Regions from separate parts of the Homo sapiens genome. Here region 1 is linked to region 2. A link is a loop called in an ENCODE intact Hi-C map of the cell type or tissue named here. Cell type or tissue: gastrocnemius medialis. All regions are shown on one strand. Links, peaks and the distances in the headings refer to the core of each region. The heading gives the core; the rest is flanking DNA.

Region 1 (12,305 bases), core at 3,001-8,000, 860 kb after region 2:
TTATCATCTGTTATTTCTGAAACCTGTTACTTAGAGGTTTCATCTACATGACAAGAATTTGGCTTCCACCACTCCCCTTATCTTAACGCAAGCATTTCTTTATGCCAACTTCAACTCTTCAGGCATAGTTTAATTCTTTCAACCAATTGCCAATCAGAAAATCTTTAATCTATCTATGATCTGGAAGTCACCCCACTTTCAAGATCTTCAAGATGTCCTGCCTTTCCAGGCTCAACCAATGTATACCTTACATATATTGATTTATGGCTTTGCCTGTAACTTCTGTCTCTCTAAAAATGTATAAAACCAAGCTGTAACCCAATCATCTTTGGCACATATTCTCAGGATCTCCTGAGGCTGTGTCATGGGCCATGGGCCTCATATTTGGATCAGAATAAACCTCTTCAAATATTTTACGATGTCTGGCTCTTTTCATCAACAGTGGGAAGGACATCTTCCCCTCACTGTATTCTTTCTACATTTTTTTACCCACTTTCCTTCCTGCTGTATACTAGATGTCAGCTGCAGTCTCACTACATCATACATAAAATGAGGTAGAAACTTACAAATTCATGTCCTAGGGGGATGTTTAAATGCCTTACCCAAGATTTCCCCCAAATACCCCAGGAGTTTGCTTTCTTAAGTTTATTTTGTTATAGCCTCTTCTGCCTCCAACTCCTAACACTCTACCAAGCTACTTCATTCATGAAAAGTCTCACCTTTCTGTCTCTGACCCAGATGAAAACTCAACCCCTTCTTTGGTTTCTATGGAAAGCCCACACTTACAAAGTAATTCAAATGTGCAGAATTTACTGAAGTTATTGGAGCCCCAAGGAGAGGTTTACTCTGCTGAAATTCAAAGAACTTCAACATGAACTTTGACACATCCTTGTAAAAACGAAATGAAACAAAATAAAACTCTTTGGCCACCAGGCCCTGAAGATGTATTATGGCCGCTTTGCTCTATGTAGTGTCTCACTGGATCCCCACTGACCCTCCCTCCCCATGGTCTGCTATACTTGAACTCCAAATTCTCTCCACTCATGCAAGCCCCAACCTCTAGACTCAGCTCCTAATGCTCCCAGGTGCCCCGTTGAATAAAAAGACTTTTTATTGATGCAGAACATACTCTTCTTACAAGGCAGCTGTTTGTGGATAGCAAACATTTTTTATCCTTTTCTGTTATATTTAAATATATAAACTTTATTGAGCATTTGCTTTGTGCCAGATGCTAGTCATATAGAAAAGTGAAAAACACGCAAGCAACAATCCTTAAGAACTTAAACCTTAAGTTCCTTAGGAACTCGCAGCTTATGGAACAAGCAACCCTCATGCCAGGTCATTGATGCTATAATAGAGACAGGGGCAAATAACCATGGGGCTCGAGGGGATGGGACAGCCTGTAGATTGGGACCCCTTAGAAATTCAAGGGCCTGACATGCAGCTGTCTTGATTCCCTTTCTTTAGCCATGTGTTCAGCTGGTGTTCCTCATGTCTCCCTTTCAAAAGCTTCATTTTGGGTGTAGCTGCTGATGAAGGATTCTTCTCGGCTCCTTTGCTGGACTAGAAGCAAGGGGCACCCCGTCTACTCAGCCCACCACGCTCAGCCCCTTGCAGGAGGAAGCACATGAGTGAGTGAGTGTGGGGTTCAGCCAGCCACTCTGAGCACCAACACAGGAGCAAGCTCTGTGCGGGGCCTGTGCCCAGACCAGGCATGTCACCCCAAGGGAAATGTGGTGGTGCCCAGGCTGGGATGCCTGCAACCCCAAAGCCCCAGAGTGGGTGTTAGTGGGATAATTAGCTCTTTTAATTATGCCATCCACAGCCTGACAGATGGTGGCATGTTAGCAGCTCAGTCGGCCCCTGGCCCCATCTCATGGGGTGGCTGCCCTCCGCCAGTGAGGGCAAAGGGCCACTGTGACCGCCTTTCTGGGTACCTGCACTTGGTGGGTCCTGAGCTCTTGTCTAGCATCCAAGAAAAACGAGGTCACGCTGACAATTGAAGGGTAATGACAGCGGAGAATTTTATTGAGCAACAAAAACAGCTCTCAGCAGAGAGAGAGCTGGAGAGGGGATGAGAAGATCAGCTTATCTTCCCCGAAGTCAAGTCGTCTCTTCCCCAAAGTCAGGTTGTCTCTGTCATTGTGGCTGAATCTGGGGTTTTTATAGGCACAGGATGGGGGTGAGACAGGCCATAGGTAGTACTGGAAAAGGCAACATTTGATTGGTTAAAAGGCATTATTCAGAAAGAACCAATTGGGAAAGAGCAGACAAACAGGAATAGAAGTTCTCACTCTGGGCCATGGGTTTCAGGCTGTTTTTTTGGCTTGAAGGTGAGGTTTCACTGGGGACCCACCCCTGTCCCCCTAGAATTTCTCTGCCTCCTGCCCCTGTTACTGCCATGATTCTTCCACTGCATTATGTAATATACAGCATTTATGAATGACACTATCCCAAATAACACTAACTTGACAATAACTCCAATTTGAAACATGTAAAACAGTAGCTCTGTACTACCTCTGAACCATCCTGCAGGGTACCATGAGCATCTGCAAGATCATTTGGTGGCTTGAGCAACAGAAGATACTGAGGGTTCTACAAAGAAAGCCAATATGTGCTAGATGCTCAAAAAGTCCATTTCAACCTAAGTTTCCTGTACCTGTTTTTGTTTGTTTGTTTGTTTGTTTCCTCAAAACCAAACGCAAACCAGAGCTTTTCTTTCAGAGTCTTTAAAAATAAATGGGGTAAGGGAGAGATCTCTGTTATCACAAAGGATGTTGCCTGCCTTGACAACGGTTTCAACAGTTCCTTTACAAAATACTGTGACTGTGCTGTATTTCACCGACTAGCTTGAATTTTGAGCATGCAGCAATTTGGTTGCCAAGACAATCAAACTGTCTTGTCATAGAAGCTCTAATATTTGTAGAGTACATACTACATGCTAGTTGTTGCGCTGACTGGTTAAATATAATATCAATTTAAACCTCAAAATGAACCTATGCAGTAAATGATATGTCAGATTTCTAAAAGAAGAAAATGGAAGAAGCTCTTGCATTTTCTAGAATTATATATAAATAGAACCATTCAATGTGTACTATTTTTGGCCTTGCTTCTTGATGATTTCAAAAATGAATTTGCCGAAGATTGCACAGCTGATAAGTAAAAGAGCTGGAATTTGAAGCCAGGTTCATTTGAGTCTAAACTCATGATATCTCTCAAACGTAATAATCTATGGAAATAAAAATTGCATTGGTTTTGAGGTTATTTCTAATAATTTGAAACCAGATGTTAAAATCAAATGTTTTATCTTTTAATGATATAATCAAGATTTGCCTTCACCTTAGCATAATATACTGCTAGTAAGTTTAAAGTTCAAATCATAGTTATTGATGTCTTCTGGGTTGAGATATTTTAAATTGATGTTTTTAAATATAAAAGAGACATATGGTCATTGTAAAAATGGTATAACTTTATGGAAGTATAAAGTAAAATGTAAATGTCAATGGCCAACAAAAATTTGCATAGACACTTAACCAAAGAAGATCTATGGATGGCAAATAAGCATATGAAAAAATGTACATCATCATCAGTCATTAAAGAAATAAAAATTTCCCATTGGAAGACCTAAAATTTAAAAGTCTGACCATGCCAGATATTGGCAAGTATATAGGAAAACTGGAATACTCACATACAGCTGCTGGGATGTAAAATGGTAAAACTGCTTTGGAAAACAGTTTGGCAGTTTCTTACAAAATTAAACGTATACCTGCCATATGACCTAGCCATTCCACTCCTAGGTACATATTTACACAAGATAAATGAAAACATGTGCAAATACAAAGACTGGAACACAAATGTTCAGAGAAGCATTATTCATAATAGCCCCAAACCCTCAACAATCCAAATGTCTATCAGCAGATAAATGGATAAGCAAATTGTGATACAGCCATACAATGTAATGCTATTTAGCAACTAAAATGAATTAATTATTTATACCCTTAACGATGTGGATGAACCTCAAATTAATATTGCTGAATGAAAGACACAAGGCCAAAAATAGTACATACTGAATGATCCTATTTATATACAACTCTAGAAAATGCAAACTGTTAGTGACAGAAAGCAGACCAGCCATTGCCTGGGGATGGAGGACAGAAAAGGATGATAGGGAGGGTTTTCAAGGGCAGTAAAGACACCTTTGGGGGTGATGGATATATTCATTATTGTGATTGTGGCAATGGCTTCACAGGTGTATACATTTGTCAAAATGTATTAAACTGCGCACTTTAAATATATCCAGCATACTGTATGTCAACTATATTTTGACAAAATTCAACACACACACACACACACACACACACACACACACACACTGCAAAGGACTAAACGCTTATGTTCTCCGAAAATGCATATGTTGAATTCCTAACCCCCTAGGTGATATTTGGAGTTGGGACCTTTGGGAAATAATTAGGTCAAGAGGATGGAGTCCTCATGAGTGGGATTAGTGCCCTTATAAAAGAGACTCATCAGCCCTTCTGCTATGTGAGGACACGACAAGCAGGTGCCCTCTATGAACCAGGAAGTTGCCCTCACCGGTTGCCAAATCTTGGACTTCTCAGCCTCCAGAACTGTGACAAATAAGCTTCTAGCATTTATAAGTCACTAATTCTCTGGTATTTTATTCTAGTAGCCCAAACAGACCAAGACAAATACACACACACACACACACACACACACACACTCAATAGCTCCAAAATGCTCTCCAAAAGTTACCACTGATATTAATGTTATGATCATCTTTCTAGACATTTACGCAACAGGGTCATAGTGTACACAGTATTTTATAACTTGCTTTTTTCACCTGGGCTTGTTTTCATGTGTATACGTACAGATCTACCTCGCTGGAGCCTGGGAATTCAGTGTGTGAATGCTTTGTGATATTTAGTGGGTCCTCTATTTGTGGACATTTAGGTAGCCTCTTGTTTGTGCTTCACTACAGATCTTCCCAGAGTTATGAACACCCAACTTATGAATCAGTCCCATGCTGGCGCTTTCTCCTACCCTATCCTTCCTCCTTACCCCAGCAGCCTGCAACCGAGCTGTCCTGGCCTACTTGCTCCACCTGGTGGTCAATGTGAGATATTACCTAGGTTTAGTATTTTTCTCTCTAGAATCTCCTGGTCTCTAGCTTGCCCTTCTCAAATCCATCTTGTCCCTGGCAGCCAGAGTGATCTTTCTAAATACAAATCTGATCTTCTCACTCTCATGATGAAAACGCGTCACCTAAAACAAACATAGACCTCTAAGCAGAGTATACAAAGCAGGAATACTTTGACCCTTGCCCACCTCTCCAGCCTCAATTTTCTCCTCCTAGCACTTTGTACCCTAGCAATACATAACCAATTGTAGTTCGTTAAACACACAGTGCTGCTTCCCACATCCATATATTTGTACCTGTTGTTTTCTTTTCTTTAGATTTTTCTGGTAAAAACCGGGAAACCTGCCACACAAATTGTAAAAGAGCTGTAACACTGCCACCTGCTATTTTCTCTCCCTGGAGTATCACTCTGCCCACTCCCATTCCATGTTTGCCAGGCAAACTCCTATTCAGCTTTTAGAACCCTACTTAACAGACGCCCCCCCCCCACTCCCTGCAGTTTTGCCTTTTCCCTCACATGGAGTTGATCACTCTTCCCACTATACCTCTAATGCCAAACCCATAACGTTTGATTATAATTATCTGTTTATATGTTTGTCTCCTGTGCTAAACTGGCTGCCTCCCTGAACCCCATCACTAAGCTTGAGGACCAGAACCGTCTCTTGGTCATTATCCTCTCTCCAGCGTCTTCCACAGTGCCCAGAACATAGTAAAGTAAGGTTAATAGGCAGATATTGAAAGAAAAAGAACTAACTACATCCACAGTCTCAAGGGAGTGGCACTGCATGCTTCTTTTTTCCATGTGTGTAGGGCCCGCCAGAGTTAGGAATGCTGTTGTCAAGGCATAAAGTTCAGGGGCTGAGACCAGTCAAAGGAACCACACACTCTATTTTTGTTTTTTTTTTTTTTTTTAGACGGAATTTCACTCTTGTTGTTGCCCAGGCTGGAGTGCAATGGCGTGATCTTGGCTCACCACAACCTCTGCCTCCTGGGTTCAAGCGATTCTCCTGCCTCAGCCTCCAGAGTAGCTAGGATTACAGGCATGCGCCACTACGCCGGCTAATTTTGTATTTTTAGTAGAGACGGGGTTTTTCCATATTGGTCAGGCTGGTCTTGAACGCCCGACCTCAGGTGATCTGCCCACCTCGGTCTCCCAAAGTGCTGGGATTACAGGTGTGAGCCACCGTGCCCAACCAGGAACCACACACTCTTTAATCTTGATCAAATACATTGCCAACTAACATCCACCACTTGGGCAAACCTGAAGGTCATTTGAACCATCCTGAACCTGGTATTCCTCAATTAGTGGTTGGGGAACAAATGACAAAGGGGTTTGGTTTGCAGCTTATAGTCTTGTTCCTTTGGGGGCCATAAGGAAATTGTTCCAATAAATGGAGAGTTTCCTTTTATCGAATTCCCCACGGGAGAAATTGTAGGATCATGGTGACCCTCCTTTTTCCTCATTTGGAATCCAAGGGAAGATGTTTCACCCTTTTACTCTTTCATTCAACAAACATTTATTAAGTGTCAGGCACTTTTCTAGACACTTGGGATCCATTAGTGAACAAAACAATGATCCCTGCACTCATGGAGCTTAATTCTAGTGAGAATAAACAATACAGCACTAATAAACAGAATAAGTAAATACACTGCATCATATGCTAGAAGACAAGTGTTAGGAAAAAAAGAAAATGTCAAGCAGGTTAGGGGGCTCTGTCTATAAAGAGATGCACATAAAAATATTCAAGCGAGCAGAATCCCAGTTGAACTTCCCGGTTGAATCCTGCACTTCCAGTTATGTGAGGTGATTTCCTCACTGTGGAAGCCAGTTTAGATTGGATTTCTGTTCCTTGAAGCTGAAAGTAAACTGAGAGAGCCACCTTGGCATGCGTTCCTTAAGAGCAGTCTTTGTCATCCAGTCATCCCATCTGTTCCCTTGGCAAGGAAAAATAATTACAAGGAGATGCCACAGTCTTAGTTTCCATTTGAGGGTTTTCCTGAGAGCCTCTAATGACACTATGTTCTTTGTCACATACCCGTCAATTGTTTCCACTCCAGCTAATCTCATTCTCATTGTCAAGCATGAGAGTCAGAAAGCTGCACCTCAAAGTGTACCCCCAGGATGTGATTCAAAAGGATCAACATGCAACTGCTGTTCAAGGGCACGCTCTGTCCACAGGGACAAGGCCACCTGCACAACCCCAGCTCAACCACCCTCATCTCCAGCCTGAATCGCTGCCACATCTTTCCAACTGGTCTCCTTACAGCAGCCAGGGTGATTCTTTTAAAAGAGTTATCACGTCCTGTCATTTCCCTCCAATCATTTCCTGTCACTTACAGATACCGCATGATCTGGCCCTGGGTTAGCTCCAGCTTCTCCTGCCAAACTTCTTCCTTACTCGCCATGCTTCAGCGACACTTGCCCCTGCTGGTTCCTTTAGGATGCCAGTTTCTTCTATTCCAGCCTTTGCACCTGCCATTCCTGCTACCTAGAACATTCTTTCCCCAGACATCTGCAGGCTAACGCCCTCGCTTTGTTTAGATTTCTGCTCAAATGTAACTTCAGCGTTGCAGCCTTACCTGACCAAGCTACCTAAAAAAATAGGCCCCCAAGCCCCTCTCTGTTGTCATAGTATTTGTCATACATGAAATTATCACGTGGATCAATTTCTTGGTTTCTGTGCTGCCTGCCTACCCTACTAAAATGTGAGCTCCCTGAGGACAAGGACTTTTCCTGTGTTGATCACTCTTGGGTTCTCCAGATTTAAGCACTGCTTGGCACCTAGTAGGTGCTCAATAAATATTTTCTGAATGAATTAATGACAATCTGACTGACTCTACCTCACTCCATGGCCTAGCAAGAACATTCACACACAGACACACACCCTTTTAAAGCCTCTTCTTCCTTTTCTCTACTCCTCTAATTCTCATATTTTTGGGAAAGCCTTGCTTCCATCTAATCTTTTCAGTCCCCTGATTTAAATATGTGTGTGTGTGTATATATATGTTTATATATAATATATAATATATTTATATATATTTTATTTTATTATATATATTTTTATAGTATATATTTTATATATAATATATATTTATATATTATATACACACTATATATATATACACACACATATATATAATTTTTCACAAAGCCATGTCTGATTAATAATCTGATAACTGCCAAAGTTCTTGGGCTAGGCACTAACAGAGCTGTCTCCAGGAGGCTAAACTATGTTAGAACTGATTAAGGAAGACATCACGATGCTCCAAGCATAAGCAAACAGGAGTGTGTACAGGGTCAGGGAGAGGACTTGCCTCCCACTTCTGCATTGAGCCCAGCACAAGTTTGGAAGCTATGGAAGTATCCAGAGATTGTCTGCCATGAGTCTTGGCTGTCCTATGGCTCATAGTGGCAAAGGTGTCTAAGCATCTCTATGCACAGCAAACCTGCACACGCGATAATCCGAGTAAGAGAGGACAAACAAGGTTAATGGCATGCAGTGTTTGTAAACTCAGAGACATGCATGAGTGCTCAGAACTAACTGCGGGATGGTTTAAAGAAGACTGATTTCCAGCAATACAGCTGGTATGCACTCATGCCATCATAATTTGAATACAAAAAGGAAGTATGACCTCATTTTCTACTCACAAGGTTGTGTGGACTGAGACCAGGAGTAAAACATGAGTTGAAAATCTGAGTTAGATGTAAAAATGAACCAGGTAAATTAATTATCCAAATCATGGATGGGGTCAGTCTTTAGTAAATATACTTCCAAATTCTCCAACTATGTTCTTATTTTTCTTTCCTTCAGTTTGCTTTTCCCCCCAAACATCAACATGCTGAAGAAGTTCTTTAGAAAAACTATATTCACTGTTTTTCAGGTTTGTTTAATTACTGGCATTGTATCATTTTTTTTTTCATTGCAACTACTGGGTATTTCTTTTTTTTTTGAGACGGAGTCTCATTCTGTCGCCCAGGCTGGAAGGCAGTGGCACGATCTCAGCTCACTGCAACCTCCGCCTCCCAGGTTCAAATGATTCTTTTGCCTCAGCCTCCCGAGTAGCTGGGATTACAGGCACGCACCACCATGCCTGGATAATTTTTGTATTTTTAGTAGAGATGGGGTTTCACTATGTTGGGCAGGCTGGTCTCGAACTCCTCACCTCATGATCCACCCACCTCAGCCTCCCAAAGTGCTGGGATTACAGGCATGAGCCATCACGCCCAGCTTAACTATTTGGTATTTCAAAGACATTATTGTTTGAATCGTGTTTTATGAGCCACCTAAGGAACTAAGTTTCCTATGTGCAACTAGGTATTCTTGCCAAGAATCCCTGATAATTACTGGGACGTCGTTTGTTTATAAATCATACATTGGGCTGGGCACAATGGCTCATGCCTGTGATCTCAACACTGGGAGGCTGAGGTGGGTGGATCACTTGAGCCCAGGAGTTCGAGACCAGCCCAGCCAACATGGTGAAATCCTGTCTCTACTAAAAATACAAAAATTAGCCGGGAATGGTGGCGGGCATCTGTAATTCCGGCTACTCGGGAGACTGAGGCAGGAGAATCGCTTGAACCCGGGAGGCAAAGATTGTAGGGAGCCAAGATCGTGCCACTACACTCCAGCCTGGGCAGCAAAGGGAGATGCCATCTCAAAAAAAAAAAAAATCATAAATTGCTCAACAGTGGGTTGCTTTTTTAAGTGCTGATATCGACTATACACAAAATGATCTTGATTCATCTGCTTGCTGTGGCCCAGAAATTTCTGCTTTTGCAGAAGAGAAAATAAGACAGGTAAGGGGCTAGGAAGGGTGGCTGAGAATGAGGCTACAACCTGTGACCCTTCACAGGTCTGTTTAAAACAATAGCATCAATCTTCTCCAGAAAAGTGGCTGTTGGTGGGAAGGTAGCCATAACAAAGACTATTAATTCTGACCTGTGGCTTCTTGTGGTTTAAGAGCATTTTATGCTCTTAGAGCATTTGGAGATCATTTCTTCGAACTGTTCCAACCTGCCTCAAACCAAATATTACCTGATTAGTAAAGAAATAGCAAATTAGTCAAATGTGCATTGCAGGGGGTGTGTGTGTTGGGAGGTAGGTTTCTTCCTTTAACTGACTTTCTTTGAAGACCTACTAGGCCAAATCACTGCTGGAAGAACTAAAGGTTGGGCTGGGGGGTGGTTACAGAGGTGAGTGAAATTTGGTCCCTGCCTTCCAGACACTAAAAATCTAAAGGAGGAACAGACATGAATAGAAATAAATAAACTCAAAAAGGATGTTCTCAGTAGCACTTAATGTCACTTTCACACCTAAGATTTTATTATCCTATTCTATTTATCCATTCAACAAATATGTATTCAGGTCACCCAGGGGAAATTGAAACTGAGGTCTGTGGGGAGTACAGAGAAGGGCATAATTACTTCCAAAGGTGGAGCCGTGGAAGGTTATGATACAGGTTGCATGGTAGCATCTGAGCTGAATCTTAAATGGCAAGTAGAAATTTGGGAGATAGATAGATTTATGGGGTGAAAGATACCGTGAGAAAAGAGTAGTGTATAAGTAAAACCAGGACCCCAAATTTAGGTATCAATAAGTGTTTTAGCATTCCTAAAGTGTGACAAATAATGGTGGGGTTTTGTGGTATGTAGTCTTTCCTAATCTGTGGCAGATACATTCCAAGACCCCTAATGGATGCCTGAAACCATGGATAGCACCAAACCCTATACAGACTATGTTTTTTCCTGTACATACATACCTATGAAAAAGTTTAATTTATAAATAAGGTACAGTAAAAGATTGACAACAATAATTAGTAATCAAATAGAATAATTATAACAATATGTGAGGATCACTACTCTTGTGCTTTGGGGCCATTATTAAGTAAAATAAAGGTTACTTGAACGCAAGTACTGCAATACTGCCACAGTCAATCTAATGGGTTACTGAGTGACTCACATGTAGTGTACACAGCATGGATATGCTAGACAAAGGGATGATTCATGTTTTGGTCGGGTTGGAGCAAGATGGGGCGAGATTTCATCATGCTCCGCAGAATGGCACACAATTTAAAACTTATGAATTGTTTATTTCTGGAATTTTCCATTTAATAGTTTCAGACTGCAGTAGACAGCAAGTAACTGAAAACTTGTAAAGCGAAACCACAGATAAGGGGGAACCACTGTAGTTTTAAAGCATGTCTGCAAATTCTTTGACACTTCCTACAAAAGGTAAAGTCTAATGCCCCTCCCTTCGAATATGAGCCGACTCTAATGACAGGCTTCTAATTAAGAGAATGTAGTGGAAATGACACTTCACAACTTCTGAAGCCAGGCTAGAAAAGGTGATACAACTTCTACCTGGCATGCTCTCATAACATGTGCTTTGGGAACCCATGTGTGAGAATTCCAGCTACCCTGAAGCTACTGGGCTGCAGAGACTACGTGGAAAGGCCACATAGCGAGATGGAGAGATGCCTCAGAGGCCCAGCTACTGGAGTCTTCCCAGCATCAACCACCACCACAAGTGTGGAGATTTTCCAGTGACTCTTACCCTCCACTTTCAAGTCTTCTAGGTCAGGTCCCAGACATTGTGGAGCAGAGATAAGCCTTCCCTGCTGAATCCTGTTCAAATTCCTGATACACAAGAATCTGTGAGCATAATGAAAGGTTGTTTTGTGCCACTAAGTTTAGGGACTAATTTGTTGCACAATCATTATAACTAGAGAAAGCTTGCTAGAAGATAAGGCAGAAAGAATTGGTTGCTTCCCAATCAATGAAGGCCTTGAAGTTTGAGTTTTACTTGGGAGTAATGGGGAGCCACTGATGGTTTTTGAGTAGGTATGTGACATGACACATGATGAGAGGAGGAAGAGAGCAAGATATGGAGTCCATGATTCAGGGAAGTGGTATGGAAGCAGAAACATCGGTCTCTGTGGCTTTCTCTCATCTCCTTGAGAAATCCTGAGAAATATGAAAACAGAAGCATGGTGGGCAGGAATATCTAAGATATACCAATGTATAAAACCACTGCTTCAGGACCTGAATATTACACCAAAAGCTAGTTTTCTCTTTTCTTCCTCTCTCTCTCTCCCTTTTTTTTTTTTTTTAGATTGAGTCTTGCTCTGTTGCGCAGGCCGAAGGGCA
Region 2 (9,920 bases), core at 1,261-6,260:
ACCAACGTGGAGAAACCCCATCTTTACTAAAAAAAGTATAAAATTAGCTGGGCTTGCTGGTGCATGCCTCTAATCCCAGCTACTTGGGAGGCTGAGGCAGGAGAATCGCTTGAACCCGGGAGGCAGAGGTTGCAGTGAGCTGAGATTGCGCTGTTGCACTCCAGGCTGGGCAATGAGAATGAAACTTCATCTAAAAAAAAAAAAAAATTAAATTTAAAAAAAAGGGTAAAAAATAACTACCCTGTGGATCAGTCAGGATTCTCCAGAAAAACAGAACCAAGAGAGTCTACATCTCCATGCACTAAGATTTATTTTAAGGAATTTGTTCATGTGATTGTGGGGGATGGGAAATCTAAAATTTTAGGGCAGTGGTAGGCGGACACTCAGGCAACAGTTGATGTCCAGGCCTTGAGCCTGAAATTTGCAGGGCAGACTGGCATGCTGGACACTCAGGCAGGATTTCCATGTTACAGTCTTGAGGTAGAATTTCTTCTTCAAGAAATCTCTTTCTATGCTCTTAAGGTCTTCAACTGATTGGATGAGGCCCAACTACATTATGGAAAGTCATCTCCTTTACTTAGAGTCAAATGATTGGAGATGCTAATCACATCTATAACATACCTTTGCAGCAACATCCAGTTTAGTGCTTGACCAAACAACTGGGCACCATAGCCTGGCCAAGTTGACCATCAAATTTGACCTTTACCCCTTGGACACATAGAAAGCTAGACATGAGAAGGGTCCAATCCATGACCAGGAACTTGTCCACTTGTCAAATAGCCCAGAATACACCCTTGCCTTGCTCTGGGTCTCACATCCTTCCTTAGTAAACTGGCTATCAGAACACAGTCCTTCCAAAGTCCTGGGAAGAATTTCTTCCATTAAAGTTCCCCTGCCAGATCAAGTAGCACTCAGTGTCTCCCCAGCTGAGTACTGTCCCAGTGGCATCTTTAGTACCACCCCTTTTCTAGGCAGGGGTGGGTAAAGGTAGAGGGGCAGCAAGTAGGTGACCTTCCATGTTACCAGGCTCTCTGCATTTTTCTGACGTCACTGCCAGTCTCTTGTCTCCTTAGACTCAATGGCCCTTGGTGTGTGTCTGCTATTGCAGAGGCTAATCACATCTACAAAATGTATCTTTTTACTGTTTCTGTTATACTGCTTGTTGCCTCTAGGATGTTAAAGACAGCGCAGTCTCTGGCTGCCATTCCCAAGAAATCCACACACCCCAAACATTTTGTGAATTTCAGCAGCATTTCCTCAAGACTTGGTGGTGCTAAGGGTGGTTGAAGCTTACCTACATTACCTACATTTAATTCTCACATCAGCGTTGTGAGGCAGACATCATTAGTTTCACTGTGCTAAGCATCGTGACCCTGGCACACAGCTAATAAATGAGGGGGTTTTCAACCAGTTACTTTGTACTGGGTCATTCTTAAGAACCAGGGAATTGAGAGCCTTGTGTTCACTCATAAGGTAATGGAACTTAACTGAGCCACTGGAAATAGTGATACTTGTCATTTATTCAATTTACCCCACACATGAATACCTCCCAACAGTGGAAAGAGTCAGCTGTGCTCACTAAAAAGGTGGTGAAGTGGTCACGTGCACAAGTATGTGTGTGCAGTCAGGAATGTGGAGACCAGGGTAGGGACGTGTGAAAAATGCTGGATGTGGGCTCAGCATGGCCCTGCCCTGCCCCAGAGCCTCCACATAGGAATGCCAGTGTCATGAATCTTAAATTCCATCCCAGCTGCATGGGCAACATCAGCCCCACCCAGATGGAGTGGGAAGGGGCGTGGGATGAGCTTGCTGAAGGGGCGGCCATCTTTCTAGTCCCGCCTCAGTGTCATGGTAGCCAGGCAGATGTCTGTGAACACTTGTGGAAAAGTGGGATCCAAATATGAAGAGCTGCTGCCTCCCTGCCTGTGGCTGTCCTCTGCCTGGGCTATGTTCATTTCTCCTTGCGGTCTAAGGGAATCTGCTCTTCATGCCCCCATCTCCTGGGCAGGTACCCTTGGAACTCCCATAGCTATCCTGCAGTGTCTTGGATGCTCTTCTGCATCTTGTGTCTCCTTGTGATGATAAACTCCCTGTTAAACTGCCTGAGGCCTGAGATAGCTGAGGCACTTCTCCTACCTCCTCCACACATTCCTTCCATTAACACGCTGCCCTGGGTGCCTTCGTCAGATGCATTTGTGCTCTTCCAGTAGGACCCTGAGGGAATGCAGCCCCAGAGCGATTTGCCGGCAGGCGCTGTGCTTTCTTGCCTTTGCTGGTCCCCACATCTGGACACCACCTCTGCCTTTCCAACGCCCGACTCCTCTTTCCCTAGTGCTGTGAAATCTCCCCCTCCTTTGAATTCCAGACTGCTTAATTCCATTCCTTCTTGCAGCATTTATAATTATAGCAATAACTAACCTCTGTCTGGCTAGTATTCCTTACAAAGCACTTCCCCATATATGATCTTTTCTTATTCCTATGAAAAGAATTTGGCAAATAGCTGCCCTGCATTTCATATTTTCTATGAAGATTCTTTACATATATGTCACTCTTTTTTTTTTTCTGAGAAGGAGTCTTACTATTTTTCCCAGGCTGGAGTGCAATGGCCCGATCTTGGCTCACGGTAACCTCTGCCTCCCAGGTTCAAGTTATTCTCCCTGTCTCAGCCTCCTGAGTAGCTGGGACTACAGACATGTGCTACTTCACCAGGCTAATTTTTGTATTTTTAGTAGAGATGGGGTTTCACCATGTTGACCAGGCTGGTCTGTAACTCCTGACCTCAGGTGGCCTGCCTGCCTTGGCCTCCCAAAGTGCTAGGATTAAAGGCATGAGCCACTGTGCCCAGCCACATATATACCACTCTTAATTGTCACAGCAGAACCACAAGATGTGTGTTAGTGTGCCTGTTATACAGATGAAGAAACTGAAGTGTGGAGAAGCGAAATCCCTCATGAGTTTATCTAGCCAGGAGTTGAACCTAGGTCTGCCCAAAGCTTTGTTAGCTGTCAAAGCATGTGGCCTGTGGTGCTCTACTGGGCTCCATTTATAGAGGTGGAAACAGTGGCTGGGTGACTGAGAAAGAACTTGTACCAGATGGCAGATGCAGGACTGTGTCCCGATCTGAATACAGACTCCAGGCTTCTCCCTCGACATCTGCCACACAGTTGCTGATGTTCATGACTAATCTTAATCTTTTGATGTGAGCAACATGAGGGTAAGATCAGTGCCCAGGATGCTAAATTACCTATGAAAGATAAAGGAGGAGGGAGCAGGAATGGGTGGGAGATCCTCAGACCACAATGCCACCTGCTACCGGCAAAGTGGGGGCAGGCAGGCAGGAGGACTTAGGGAGGAGAGCTAGGACTACAGTGCGGCTCTGAGAGGGCCTCCTCAGGCCCAGGGGCAGGCTCCAGGCACAGGTTCCATCCAGGAGGCCTATCCTGGGCAGATGTGGCCTGGCTCTAATCCTCCCTCATGCTCACTCATGGCTGGGAGAATTCAGGGAGATGGTGGCCTTGGTGCAAATGCCACAGTGATTCTAAAGGCACACAGCTGCTGGCTGTCAGTCAATTGCACCCTTGGCCAATGCTCTCTGAAAAGAAGAGCTGAGCAGTGCACCTGCATGAGAACCACGTGGACGAAGCCAATGCTTTGGACTCAGAAAGACCTGACTTACCAGCCACGGGTTCACAGGTAAGTCAATTAGTTTTTTTGAGTTAATTTACTTACCTTTGGCTGACAGATGGATTAAATGAGGTATTGTATGTAAGATGCCTGTCATGATACAGCTGCTCAAAAATGGGCAGTTACCTTCCCTCTGGGAAGTCTGCTATAGTGGTTGGCAGGATAGATTCTGGAGAGAGATGGCTTAGGTTCAAATCCTGTTTCTGCTACTTGTTAGCTGTGTGATCTTGAACAAGTTACCTAACCCCTCTGGGACTCAGGTTTCTTCTGCAAAAACTGGAGATAATAATAGTTCTTAACCTCAGGAGGGATATTGTGAAAACTAAATGAGATAATCCATGAAGAAGTCAGAATGTAACAGCTATTACTGATGGCCTGTATCCTTAAGGATAAAGGGAAATGCATAGCAGTGGCCTGCAGAGGGCAGTATCCCCACAGCAATCTGATTTGCCTCTGGGCCAATGCTGTTTCTGGGCCTTTCAAGTTCAGAGCAGAAAGAAACAAGGTGTACAAAGCACAGCAGAGTGACTAAGTGACAAAATGTGCCAGAAGAGATGTGGAGAGCATGTAGAATAGGTAATATTTTTAAAAATATTATTTATTGGTGGGTGGCTGCAATGAAACAGAATGGAGAAAAATATCAATAATTTCAAATAAAAATCCTATGCACAATTTAAGGTGAACATGGAAACCAAAACTTCTCATAGAAAATGACACACCTGCTCTCTTTGGACATGTCTTAGGAGCCCCTGGAGTCTGGTGGCCTGGGCCCTAGTTTGTTTATACAATTTGTGTCAGAGATCAAGACACTCTTTGAAAACACCTGGAAAGCAACTTAAAGATCAACAGTTTAGAGCTGAGTGAATTGAAAGTGGAGTGCTTTGGAGTTACAGGCATCTGGTATGTAATACCAGCTCAGTCCCTATGTAGCTGGGTGATTTTTTTTTTTTTCAAGTCAGAGTCTCGCACTGTGGCCCAGGCTGGAGTGCAATGGCGCCATCTCCGCTCACTGCAACCTCCGCTTCCTGGGTTCAAGTGATTCTCCTGCCTCAGCCTCCCGAGTAGCTGGGATTACAGGCATGAGCCACCACGCCTGACTAATTTTTTGTATTTTTAATAGAGATGGGGTTTCGCTACGTTGGCCCAGGCTGGTCTCGAACTCCTGATCTTGTGATCTGCCTGCCTTGGCCCCCCAAAGTGCTGGGATTACAGGTATAGCTGGGCGACTTTAAGCCACGCGATTCATCTCTCTGTGGGATGCAGACAACCTTTTGAACAGTCAGAGCAAAGGGCCAGGCCAGGGATTATCATCAGTCTGTATTCCATGCCACATCCCCTCAAAGTCCTTTTTGATTTGCCCCTATGCTATCCTGCAGGACATTCTTCTAGTTTCTTAAGCATCTTGGATAAAGGGGGGCATTTTCTTACACCCCCAGTGTGCCTGTCACTCTTTTTGCTTCTGGTGAATAACTGCAATGTCTACTATCTAGTCTCCTAATTAGGTGTCTCTTGGGCCACCATTAACCATCGTCAAACACTGAAATCCCTACTGCTCTTTGTCATGGAGTCTGCTTCATGTACAAAAATACAGTTTATGTTGTTTTCAACCTAAATGTCTAAATCCCTGCCTCATTCTGTACATATCTTTCTGTAACTTGCCCTTTTCACTTAATCCTGTACCTTAGAGAGTTTTCCATGCCACACATAAACATTGACCTTGTTCTTTAATGCTACAATGGCAATCCACTGTAGGAATGTCTAGAATGAAAGAATTCCAGTGTCAAAGGCTATTTAGACTTTTTGAATTTTCCCCTTTAAAAAGCAGTGTGGCAAGGGTGCCTGTGTGTGCCTCGTCCATTTCTGCAAGTCTTTCACTAGGATGGATCCTAAAAATGGGGTTGCCAGGTTTCAGGGGTGAGCATGTAGAATTTTGACAGATACTAACAAGTCACCCCCAAAGTCTGTGCCTACTTATCATATAGTGTGGTATAGTATAATACAGCATAGTGTAGTACAGTGTAGCATAATATAGTGAGGCACAGTATCATATAGTGTAGCATAGCATAGTGCAGTATAGTGTAGAATAATATGCTATAGTCTGGTATAAGATAGTATAACATAGCATAGTGTAGCAGAGTGTTCTAACACACTCTTTATTATAGTCCTCAGATGACAGGTAATGTTTTATGTCAAAAATTGAGGAACTTGAGAGGCATATAGCCTCGTGGTCAGGAGCCAGATATTGCATTCAAATCTTAACTCTACCCCTCACAATTTTTGTGACTTTGGGCAAGCAACTTAGTCTTTTGTGACTCAGTTTTCTCAATGAGTTAATATATGAAAAACACTCAGAACAGGTGCTGGCAAGCAGCAAGCAGAGACCCATTGTTTTGTGCCACTGTTATCCCAGTTTCTCTAATCTGTAACACCTGGGGTGTTGGTGTTCTTAATGTGTGAGAAGTCGCAAGACACATGGGGTGCATGCAGTCAGAGAATACATTTCACTAGTAGATTTGTTGAAATAAGTAGTTGATAAATACCTAAAATGCTTTTACATGGAAACAAATGTATTTATGAAGAAGAATGCAAAATTGGTATAAATTTGAAAATATGGAACCTCAAAAATAGAATACCTGTTGAGGGCTTCTATGAACTCGATACTTCACCCCACTCCCTTTGCAGGTGCTCGCTTTGGATTATTCTGGAGTGAAAAGGTCAAATAATTAGAATAATTCATGGTGGTTTGCCTTCTGAAAAAAACTGAGGATCTTCGTGGGTCTAGATTTGCTTTCTTTGGTTTCCAGGTACTAATGTTTTTTCCTTAGCAATGAAATGCAAATTATTCTCATAGACAGCCAATATTGATGTTTCAGCAAATCAATGAACAGATGTTTTGCTTGAAATGATTTCTAATTAGTGCTCTATAAATGGCTGGAGTTTAAAATAGTCAACTAGGTAATCAGAGTTAGCCTTCATTTCCTATCTTACTGAGTCACTGGGAGAGATGGGGCACCAGGAAAACCCCAGATTTTCATAATCTTCAGATGTCATTGAAACTTGTACCTCAATTACACTGTCCTTCACTCTCTGCCCTTCTTTCACTCCATTTTCCTATTGTGTCTTTCTTTTTTCACATATGTTTGTCATATTGCAGTCAGTTAAAAATCCAGTTTGTCTTCCTCACCAGCTTTTCAAGGTGAAACAAAGTGGCTTCAAATTTTGTCTTAGTTATTTGTGTGAACTTGGGCAAGTTAGCTAATCTCCTGAGGCCTCTATTTGCCTCAGCTGGAAAATGTGGGTCATTTCTGCATCAGGTAGGGATTCTTCTGCTGCAAATACTAGAAAACTCATCCCAAACAGAATTTCCTGGCTCACGTGAGTGGAAAGGTTGTGGGTTCTCACTTTAGGCATATTTTGATTCATGACTCAATAGTCACCAGAGGACCCAATTTCTTCCTTTCTGCTGCAATTCCTTAGTTTTGACTCCAATCTCAGGTTTCAAATGGTAGAAGGACAGTTACATTTGCTCCATTCCCCACACATCTCAGGCTTGAATTCTAAAGGAAAGCCAGCCAGACTCCGTCCACACATTCCTAGCGGAAGCCTCACTGGGTCTCGCTGAAGCTGATTGGGTCTTGTGCCTATCCCTCAACCAATCACTGTGACGAGGGAAATGGGAGGCATTTATTGGCTCAGCCTAGGTCACATGACTTGCCCTTGCCCCGGATGTGGTCTCCCCTGGATGTGTTTCCACCACAGGTTGGAGAAGAGAATCCCCAACCCCAGCCTGTGAGAAGTTGCTAGAAAAAGAGAATATTTGTTTAAAGGAAAAAGGAAAGTGTTTGCTCTCATATCTCTCTGACACGTTTGTCGTGTGGATAATGAGGTGAAATAAAGATTGGTACAACTACCTAGCAAAAGTGGCGCATGCTGGGGAATGTCAGTTTTCTGTCAGTGTCTCCTCTCTGGCAATTCTTTGGCTATTGCTGCTTTCTCTTTGTTCTTTTGAGATTTTGTACGCTTTGCAACAATTCCTCAATTGATGCTTCTATCTCCAGTTCCAACTTCTCGTCATAGTTTTAGTCCTGCGTTTCCAACGACTTTTGATCATTTTGAATTAGTTATTGCAGTGCAACCTACAGATCAACACATCAAAAACCCAGCTTATCATCTGGATCCTTAAATAAGATCCTCATTCCTGAATCCTTCCCTTCTGCTCTTGGGTCCCACGCATCCCAGCAGGTACTAAAATGGCCTTGATTCCATATCCATTTTTATTCTCACTTGATGCTCGGATCAATAAAATGACCTCCTCACCTCCCTTGTGAATTCTGGATCACTGAGGATGAAAATCTGGAATCCCACAGTTATAAGTCTTATAAACTGCATGAACTTGAGTAAATAACCTTCCTAAGCCTCAGCTTCCTCATCTGTAAAATCTTTTTTTTTTTTTGTGATGGAGTCTCGCTCTGTCACTCAGGCTGGAGTGCAGTGGTGTGATCTCGGCTCAGTGCAAGCTCCGCCTCCCAGGTTCACGCCATCCTCCTGCCTCAGCCTCCCGAGTAGCTGGGACTACAGGTGCCTGCCACCACGCCCTGCTATTTTTTTTGTATTTTTTGGTAGAGACGGAGTTTAACCGTGTTAGCCAGGATGGTCTCCATCTCCTGACCTTGTGATCTGCCTGCGTCAGCCTCCCAAAGTGTTGGGATTACAGGCGTGAGCCACCACGCCGGGCCTAAAATCATTTTTTTTAAACGTATTATTTCAATTTAAATCACACGTCCCTTTGATAAAGGACTCAACCTTTGGAGCAAGGTGTGGGCAGTCAGGTTTGTATGATCTGCTGGGCTGACTACTCTGTACTGTCTCTCCTATCCCATTTGACTCTAGTTTATGATTCACTTCACTTTCTTTCTCCCCCCATTCGGCAGCAGATATTTTTGATTTAGAGAGTGTTGGCCAACTCTGTAGAAACGCTACTTTCACACCTGTGGAATATCATATTGCCTGACATTCACTTCTGTAGCACTTCTAATCCTCTCTGGCTCTGGGATATGTAATTATATACACCCCTTCTCAGCTCTGACTGCTGCAGTCCCACTGCTGGATTGCTCGTCTGTTTCCTCTTTACCTTCCAGTGACCCCTACAGGGGTTGTTACCTGGGAGGTGTATTTCTCAATACCGAGGCGAATGCACTAGATGCCATCACAGGCTCATCTATAGGAGCCAACGGGTATGTGGTGAGTTACCTGTGGGGCAGGACTTTACTGTGAGTGGCTAAGCAACCCCGTATAGGGTGATATAAGGACTCAGAGAGACAGGGAACACACCTGGTTGACCATACTGCATACCTGTTCTGTCCAATATGACAGTCACTAGCCACAGCCACATGTGGTGATTTAAATAAAAAATAATTAAAATTTTTAGTCCTTAATTGTACTAACTACATTTCAAGTGCCCAGTAGCCACTTGTAGCTAGTGTCTTCCACTTTGGACAGCACAGTTACATCATCCTAGGAAATTCTACCTAATAGCACTACTCTAAAGTGGGGAAACAGGAGCAGGCATGCTGGGCTCTCAGCCAGCCAGAGAGAAACAAGGGCTTTGACCCCTCAGCCAATATGATGTGGGCTGGGGAAACTGGCTTGGTTTCAGAGGTAGACACTGGACATGGCAGTGCAAAGCATCCAAGGAGTGTACAAGTTGAGTTAAGCATCCTTAATGCTATGAAGGGAGGGTGGTCTAATATTTTTGGCCAACCACAATGTTGAGATATTCATGGCAGATGGGAGCCCCCAGGAGACAAGCCCCATACTGAGCACTTTATGTAGATTATTTCATTCAACCTTAAAGGGAGAGAATATTACATTGACTTTATAAATAAGGAAACTGAGCCTCAGAGCAGTGAGTCTAACTGTAAGCTCTTCTTAACTGCCCTGTACTGCCTTAATATTGGGTAAGAAGGACTTGCGTTCTGGGGGAGCAGCAGTCTGAGCTCTTGGTGGGAAGTTGGCTTGGATCAAGCAGAGTGGCTCAGATTGGGGCTTGGGCCAGCTCTTCAACTCTCAGAGGACTGAAATGTAAGACAGAGGAGCAGGCTGGGGCAAGGTGGGGATGGGACAGACTTAACTTTGGGGGTGATGCAGATGTCTCGGGGTGCATGCAGATGTTACAGGTGATGCATTCTGCACATCCAAGAACAGGAATGCAAGTCCTCTGAGGGTAGGGCTGTGCA

Evidence for each region. Peaks named below come from ENCODE experiments on the same cell type or tissue, not always from the same donor. Only the 100,000 strongest peaks of a DNase experiment are listed, where the experiment ranks them.
Region 1: a loop joins it to region 2, with 5 times the contacts of the local background. A loop is called at or near these places in 16 of 110 quality-filtered maps.

Annotation. Positions count from the first base shown.
Region 1 is chr12:106,277,456-106,289,760 of GRCh38, forward strand. It overlaps the pseudogene RNU7-94P. Among named protein-coding and RNA genes, the nearest start is that of TCP11L2, 19 kb to the right of the region's middle. RefSeq lists an enhancer at 10,976-11,270. In gastrocnemius medialis, for the core only: a CTCF peak has its summit at 5,131 (motif pointing left); a DNase peak (open chromatin) is centred at 5,092.
Region 2 is chr12:105,416,734-105,426,653 of GRCh38, forward strand. LOC105369956 (a long non-coding RNA gene) reads right to left here. Exons shown (of 3, transcript XR_945297.3): 3 at 9,592-9,920. LOC105369955 (a long non-coding RNA gene) reads left to right here and starts at 9,889. Exons shown (of 3, transcript XR_945295.3): 1 at 9,889-9,920. In gastrocnemius medialis, for the core only: a CTCF peak has its summit at 4,093 (motif pointing right); a DNase peak (open chromatin) is centred at 4,128; H3K27ac peaks cover 453 bases.